Regions from separate parts of the Homo sapiens genome. Here regions 1 and 3 are each linked to region 2. Evidence: read pairs that join two places in POLR2A ChIA-PET (ENCODE). Cell type or tissue: CD4-positive, alpha-beta T cell. All regions are shown on one strand. Region 1 overlaps PECAM1 (platelet and endothelial cell adhesion molecule 1). Region 2 has its middle 14 kb from the start of RGS9. Region 3 overlaps RGS9 (regulator of G protein signaling 9).

The links. Peaks named below come from ENCODE experiments on the same cell type or tissue, not always from the same donor. Only the 100,000 strongest peaks of a DNase experiment are listed, where the experiment ranks them.
Region 1: POLR2A ChIA-PET joins it to region 2 with 5 read pairs; 2 of 35 experiments call an interaction of 5 or more read pairs at or near these places.
Region 3: POLR2A ChIA-PET joins it to region 2 with 6 read pairs; 8 of 35 experiments call an interaction of 5 or more read pairs at or near these places.

The regions. Positions count from the first base shown.
Region 1 is chr17:64,343,407-64,345,906 of GRCh38, reverse strand. All of the region lies in intron 13 of PECAM1 (platelet and endothelial cell adhesion molecule 1), which reads left to right. Among named protein-coding and RNA genes, the nearest start is that of PECAM1, 46 kb to the left of the region's middle. In CD4-positive, alpha-beta T cell, no CTCF peak of the experiment used is centred here; a DNase peak (open chromatin) is centred at 1,496.
Region 2 is chr17:65,121,990-65,124,489 of GRCh38, reverse strand. No RefSeq gene overlaps it. Among named protein-coding and RNA genes, the nearest start is that of RGS9, 14 kb to the left of the region's middle. RefSeq lists enhancers at 949-998, 804-1,334, 1,335-1,866. In CD4-positive, alpha-beta T cell, no CTCF peak of the experiment used is centred here; a DNase peak (open chromatin) is centred at 1,059; H3K4me3 peaks cover 1,348 bases; H3K27ac peaks cover 902 bases.
Region 3 is chr17:65,178,596-65,181,095 of GRCh38, reverse strand. The region is part of intron 9 of RGS9 (regulator of G protein signaling 9); the gene reads right to left. Among named protein-coding and RNA genes, the nearest start is that of RGS9, 42 kb to the right of the region's middle. In CD4-positive, alpha-beta T cell, no CTCF peak of the experiment used is centred here; DNase peaks (open chromatin) are centred at 1,235 and 1,655; H3K4me3 peaks cover 351 bases; H3K27ac peaks cover 1,348 bases.

The DNA of each region.
Region 1 (2,500 bases), 780 kb after region 2:
TGCCCCGTAGAGCCGCTGGGCTGTGTGCTGCACCACTGGGGCACATTCCCATAGCCTACCAACAGAATGGCCCCCGGGGGTTGTGTACTGCCCAATCTGCACAACTCACTTCCAAGTCTAGACTGGACCTGAGAGGGGTGGGGAACGCGGCAGGCCTGAAGCTCTCTTCCTCATTTTTTTTTTTTTTTTTTTTTTATGACAGTCTTGCTCTTGTTGCCCAGGCTGGAATGCAATGGCACAGTTTCGGCACACTGCTTCCTCTGCTTCCCGGGTTCAAGCTATTCTCCTGCCTCAGCCTCCTGAGTAGCTGGGGTTACAGGCGCCCACCACCATCCCCGGCTAATTTTTGTATTTTTAGTAGAGACAGGGTTTCACCATGTTGGCCAGGCTGGTCTCCAACTCCTGACCTCAGGTGATCCACCCGCCTTGACCACCCAAAGTGCCGGGATTACAGGTGTGAACCACCAGGCCTGGCCTCTTCCTCTTTATTTCATTGTAGAGTGATTGACTCGTTGAGATAACAAATTGTGATTAAGGCCCTACGCAGGCAGCACAAGCACATACAGACCCTCCCTTGTGGAGGGACAGCCTGAGAGGCAGCCAGGAACACACTGCAGCAAAGCCCTCCTAACCTTCAGGGATCACCTAACCTTCAGTGATCTGCCCACCTCAGCCTCCCAAAGTGCTGGGATTACAAGCATGAGCCACTGCGCCCGGCCCTGGTTTTCTTTTTCTTGCTCAAAGGTGGGGAAGGGTTGAAGGGACAAGAAGGAGGTATTGTAATCCCAGCACTTTGGGAGGCAGAGGCGAGAGGATCACTTGAGCCCAGGCATTCAAGACCAGCCTGGGCAACAAAGCAAGAACTTATTTCTACAAAAAATTTAAAAATAAGGAGGTATCGAGACCCTCCAGGATTGGGTGAAGCAGAGGCGGTCAGCATGTGCCCTCCTTGCCAAGCTGTGCAGCTGCAGGGATGCCATCACCTAACTGGTCCCTCTTTCCCCATTTGCACAAAAGCTGTGTGGGCTGCAGAGGTCCAGGTAGACCCGTAAAGAGGGTCACTTGGGGGCAATGGAGAGCTTTTTGGGAATTCAATTTGAGTTTTCTAGACCCGTCCTCCTCCTTGGCAGCTAAGGAGCAGTGTGGGAAGTCAGGCCTGAGCCTCAGGTGTTCCCTCTCTGCCTTCCTGTGGGTGGAGAGCCAGGTATTACCAGGTACGAAAAGGGGCTTTGTGGGTACAAGGCCAGTGGTGAGTACATTTGACCTGGTCTTGACCAAGCCAGTTCCCTGCTCTCAAGACTTCCTCCTCCTATGGAGGAGGGGTTGGGAACCACATCCAGCTCTGACCCTAGTGGCAGCCGACCAAGTGGTCACTTGGGGTGGAGGAGGGGCAGGAAGGAACTCAGTAAATCCTGGTTTGCTGCATGTTTGCTCTGAGACTAATTGCTGGGAAAACCCCATGACGTTGAAGCCATCTCCTTCTCTGTTAACACAGAGAAAAACAGAAGCCAAAATAAAGCCCCATCCGGAAACATCCCTGACAGCAGAGACAAAGAGCCTGCCAGCCTGGTTTACTCATTAGCAAGCAGCTGCTGCCGTGGAGTGGGTGGGGAGGAGAGGTAGTGATGAGCTGCAACTCTGCCTGCCCACCCATCACTTAACTGGGCAGATTTGGGGGCAGCTGCAACTCTAGAAGCTCCACCAAGAAGCAGAAACCCCCAGGCCCAAACACCAAGCCCTCTCCCTCCATTTATTCCTCACCTGCCCCAGCCCCCACTGTGGGCCTGGGTCGGAGGGTGAGCTGGCCGTGACCACCCCACCATGCGCCTGGTATATGGTGTTTGATAGCATTTGTTGCAGTGTCTGCGTTGTTTGTGCACCTGTCTGCCTCGCAGCCTGGAGCTCCTGAAAGCTGGGACCAGGCCCGATCACCTTTCCTCTTCCACAGTGCGGGGTTCACACTAGGTGTCTAGGATTCTGCTGAGTGAGTGATTTGGCCAGGCCTGACATCAAGCAGAGGGTGTCTTGGGGATGTGGAGGATCCCCCAATAGGGTTGGGGATCCCTACAGCTTTCCTTGAGGCCCCCACATCTGGTGCCACAGAAAGAGAGTGAGGGGTGTGTGGGCATCTCTGCTGTCCCAGCAGTGTGGTGCCCTGGTAGCTCAGCCACTCTACTGAGTTCCAAATCCTGTTTGGTGCCCTGGGGAAGTCAGTGTAAGGCCCTAGTCACCCCAAATGCCCCAAGTTCAACTGTAGGGATCTGACCCACCCCCAGGCTTTCTCCTCACAAATGGTTCCTGACACAGGAGCCACCACCATTACTGTCACTTCAAACTTGGACAGGTGCCCCCAGGCAGCTGAGCAAGCCTAGGAATGGGACATGTCCAAGACCCCAGCTGTCACCCCATAGGAGGTCGGGGTCTGCCAGGGAGACGGACTTGGGAACAAGTCACATCGGTGTGTTGTGGACAAATGTCACCAACATGCTGTGGAGCTCAG
Region 2 (2,500 bases):
CTTCATGTCTTACTGCCTTGCCATGCTGGGATATTCTCATTGGCCAGGCCTGGGTCATGGGCCCACCCCAGAAGTGGATTGAGGGCTAGTAGGTTTCCCACAGAAAAATCCTACTGTTAAAATCATTAAAAGAAAAACTGAATGTTGGGCGAACAATAACAGTAGTTGTCCATTGCAGAATCACTTCAAAAATACAGCTTTTCCTTTCTCTTGCATTATTTGCTTGAGATAAATTTTCACAGATGGGATCCCATGAGTCACGGTGGCTTTTGATATAAAATGCCAAGTAGTTTTTCAACAGGATGCATATATTTACATTCTGTCTGCTCAGAATGAACAAATTTCACCACACCCTTATTTGTGTTGGATGCCATATGTTTTGTAAACCTAGACAATTCTAATTTTAGTAGATTCTGCAGTTATTTATATTTGCATTGTTTTCCCTATCCCTTTTTAGAGTGGAAAATACAAATAAGAAAGTATATGTAAGTTGGTTAGCATGAACCTTCGAATCAACAGATGGGCCAGCTGGAGCCCTGGGAGCAAGTGGAAGAACAGGTGTGTCTCTCCTGCTCGCGGCCTTAGGGACCAGAGGACAGGGTCTGTGCTGAGAGACGACGCCAGCTCATCCAGTTCCAGCCTGGGGTTCAAACTCAAAAGGAACTTCAAATGTCAAACATTTCTGGGTTATTATTATTGTTATTACTCGTCATTTCAGCTGTGTTATTGCATGAATGTTAGACTTCATCTAAATTTTAAAAATGCATGTGCGCTACACTACTGGCAAAAAGCTAGAGAAACTTGTTGAGTTTGGGGGTGTCCTATTGTGTTCCTGTGTCTTCATTTTGTTAAATCGTGATGAAAGCAATTTCCGAGGCTCTGCTGGTGGTACTGCCAGGTGCGCACGAGTGAGAAGGGGTAGGAAAGGGATCGCGAAGAGACAAGCCGATGCTCCTTCCCCTCCTCGCTGGGAGTTCACTTTCCTTTGCGCCAGAGACCACAGGCTCCGCCGCTCGACGCCCAGACCATAGAGATGCGGAAACCTCCGGATTCCTAGAGAGGAAATGCGGGCTCAGGGTGTCGGCTTCCGGCGGTTGCCCACTTTCGGCTTCTTTCAGACAGCGTCCTGAGTGCACTGAGTTTGCGGGGTTTTTTCTGCTGGAGGGTTTCTCGCATCCTCTTAGGTCCCTGCTCTGGGCTCACGGGAGGCCTTGCCGGGTGGACGCGAACCCCTAATGCCGACTCTGGGGCCGCGGGCGGCCTCCTCCACGGAACTCGCGCGCCGCGGGATTGGGGGCCGGGGTGGAAGGCTTTTCGGAGGGGCCCCCTTGAAGCCCATAGCGCCGGGATCCCTTTCGCCTAAGTGCTACCTCGAGATCGGCCCCTCCAATACCTAAGCTCTGGACTTTCCTTTTTATAACCCCTACAGGCTCGAAAAAAATAATGGTGACACTGCAACTTAAAAGTATTTAATTTAGGCCGGGCGCACTGGCTCACGCCTGTAATCCCAGCACTCTGGGAAGCCAAGTTGGGAGGATCGCTGGAGCTCAGGAGTTAGAAACCGGCCTGGGCAACATAGCGAGACCCAGTCTCTACTAAAAAAAAAAAAAAAAAAAAAATACAAAAATTAGCCGGGCGTGGTGGTGTGCGCCTGTGGTCCCAGCTGCTCTGGAGGCTGAGGTGGGAGGATTGCTTGAGCCTGGGAGGTCGAGGCTGCAGTGAGCCTTGGTGGCACCCCTGCACTCCAGCCTGGGCGACAGAACAAGACCTGTAAATATATATACTTCAGGGCCCATTTTTCCCGTATGTAGGAGAACGACTGACTTGTCAATTTTAACAAGTCAAGTAACCAAAACAAACAAACAAAAAATGCACTTTAGTATTGTGACCACATAATGGGGAAGAAGATTAGTTCAGAAGATGAGGAACTATGAGCCTGGAAGAGTAGAGTACAAGAACTATGCAGACAGTGCCACTTGGAAGGAGGATTGGAGGTACAGGGGTAGAAAGGGTCCTAACGTCCTCCCTATGGGAGAGGAGGGTGAAGACAAAATCAAGATCTCTTAACCAAAGGCTGTGCATCATGGTGCACGCCTGTAGTCCCAACTACTCGGGAGGCTGAGGTAGGAGGATGGCTTGAGCCTGGGAGGCGGAGGTTGCAGTGAGCTGAGATCGTGCCACTGCACTGCAGCCTGGGTGACAGAATGAGGCCCTGTCTCAGAAAAAAAAAAATCTTACCAAGGAGAAATGAGACTCATGATTGTAGACTACTAGTTTGAGAATACTGGCCTGGATTCTCTACCAGGGCAGCCACTTACCACAGGTGTTAGTTCCTCAATAATTTTGAGATGTTATTTTACTGTTCATGATGTATGCTGGAGGAAGGCCAAGGCCGGGTTTTGTTCATTTCCATTTCCAGGTGTTATATGGCTTGTGGCAGTTCAGTGATTATGAATCATTTTCTTGAACATTTATAAAACGGAAACTATCCATAAAACGG
Region 3 (2,500 bases), 57 kb before region 2:
CACTATTCACAATAGCAAAGACATGGGATCAACCTAAATGCCCATCATTGGTAGACTGGATGAAGAAAATGTGGTACATATATACCATGGAATACTATGCAGCCATAAAAAAATGAGATCATGTTCTTTGTAGCAACATGGATGGAGCTAGAGATCATTGTCTTAAGCGAACTAACGCAGGAACAGAAAACCAAATACCACATGGGCTCACTTATAAGTGGGAGCTGAACATTGAGTACACAAGGACACAAAGAAGGGAACAACAGACACCCAGGCCTACTTGAGGGTGGAGGGTGGGAGGAGGGAGAGGATAGAAAAACTACCTATGAGTACTATGCTTATTTCCTGAGTGACAAGATAATCTATATACCAAACTCCGGTGACATGCAGTTTACCTGAAATGTAACCCCTGAACCTAAAATAAAAGTTTAAAAAGAAGGATTGATAGCCAGGCGCAGTGGTTCATGCCTGTAATCCCAGCACTTTGGGAGGCCAAGATGGGCGGATCACCTGAGGTCAGGAGTTCAAGACCAGCCTGGCCAACATGGAGAAACTCCGTCTGTACTAAAAATATGAAAAAATTAGCTGGGCGTGGTGGAACACACCTGTAATCGCGGCTACTCTGGAGGCTGAGGCAAGGAGTTACTTCAACCCGGAAGGCGGAGGTTGCAGTGAGCCGAGATCACGCCACTGCACTCCTGCCTGGGTGACAGAGCAGGACTCCGTCTCAAAAAAAAAGAATAGAAAAGAAAAAAAGAAAGAAGGATCGATTCCTTCTCAAAATGACCTCTCTTCAAACCAGCTCAGGCACCATGAGTTCTCTGAAGTGAGACAAAAATCCAAAGCCTCTGCACTCCCAGGTCTTCATGGAGATGCTTCATGCTCTTGGCAACCCTCTTCTCTCAGGGCAGATTAACCCGGGAACACAGGGGACTCGCAGACAGTGGAAAATGTTGCAGACAGATAAACCACAGCATGCTGGGGCTGCCTGAGGGGAGGGCTGGAAGGGGCTCTGCATGCATGAGAATTGCAGTTCTTTATTCTTCTTAATACTTTATTCCACAGCAGCCAGAGTGCACAGACAGGAGATAGATAGATAGCTGGGAAGAGAGAGAGAGAGAGACAGAGAAGATAACGGTAAACAGCGGAGACACAGCCCGTATCACACCCCACCATGGCAAAGGCACCCTCTGTCGTACACCCAGCCTGCCCACTGGGTTCTGGGCTGAGGGTGTTGCCAGCATCCACATCCGCAGGAAGTGGGCTCTGAAGGCCAAGGAGCACAAAGATGCCTCCTCAGTAAAGACAGTAATCTGGTCACCCTCCTCAGAAGTCACCCCCAGGATGGAGCAGCTCAGCTCCTTAGCTTCCCTCTCAAATGGATGAAGTTAAGGTCCTGCCTAACCACCCCCAACACACACACACACACACACACACACACACACACACACACACACACAGCTGAGCAGTATCCTGGCTTGGGTCACGGATGGGTGACCCTTTGTTCCCACCCCCCCATCTCAGAATGAGTGATGTGCTTTCTGCCTCCACCCTCTCTCTCCTCCCCAGGAAAGAGGTTTCCAGAGCTGCTAGTTAGCCATAAAAAAAAGCAACCCTTCCACCCAGGTTCAATCTTTTACTCGAGGATTCTGTTTCCATGGCAACCAAGCCTACAAGGCCTCAGCAGTGATCTGTTCTCTGGCAAGGGGAACACGGGAAAGGCTGCCCTGGGAACAGCTGAGTTAAGGCTGACTGTGCCCTGTGTGTATCAAAGGAAGGGTCTCTCCAGCTTGTGGACAAGAGACCTAATGGTTCCCCCGGTGACCCTCTCCAGGGAGCAAAAGCAAACACTGTCCCAGAGCTGCCTTGCTAACATTTCTGGCTCCTTTTTCTTTCCCCTCCCACTTCCACCCTCCTCCTTCCCCTGCACACCCCTACAGGCCCCCACTCATGCCTTAAGGCTCTGCAGAGCCCTATAGATGCACCCTAGGCTAGAGATGACACCCTTGCTACCCAAAGACAATGTTTGACAGAAAGCAATGAAACTACCTAAGATCTGTTTAAATGGGTCTAGGATGGTTCATTGGAATCAGTGGTTGTCAGCCAGAGTAATGTTGACTTCCTTCCCAGGGTACAATGGGCAATGTCTGGAGACATTTTTGATTGTTAGGACTGGGGCTTAGGTGGGCAGGGAGAGGAATGGAGGTACTGACATCTCATGGGCAGAGCTGGGGATGCTGCTGAACATTCTAAAATGCACAGGACAGCTTCACCAAAGAATTGTCTATCTGAGCCAGGCACAGTGGCTCACACCTGTAATCTCAGTGCTTTGGGAGGCCAAGGCAGGAGGACTGCTTGAGCCCAGGAGTTCAAGACCAGCCTGGGCAACATAGAAAGACACTGTCTCTACAGATAATTTCAAAAATTAGCCAAGCACGGTGGCATGTGCCTGTGGTCCTAGCTACTTGGGTGGCTAAGGCAGGAGGATCACCTGAGCCCA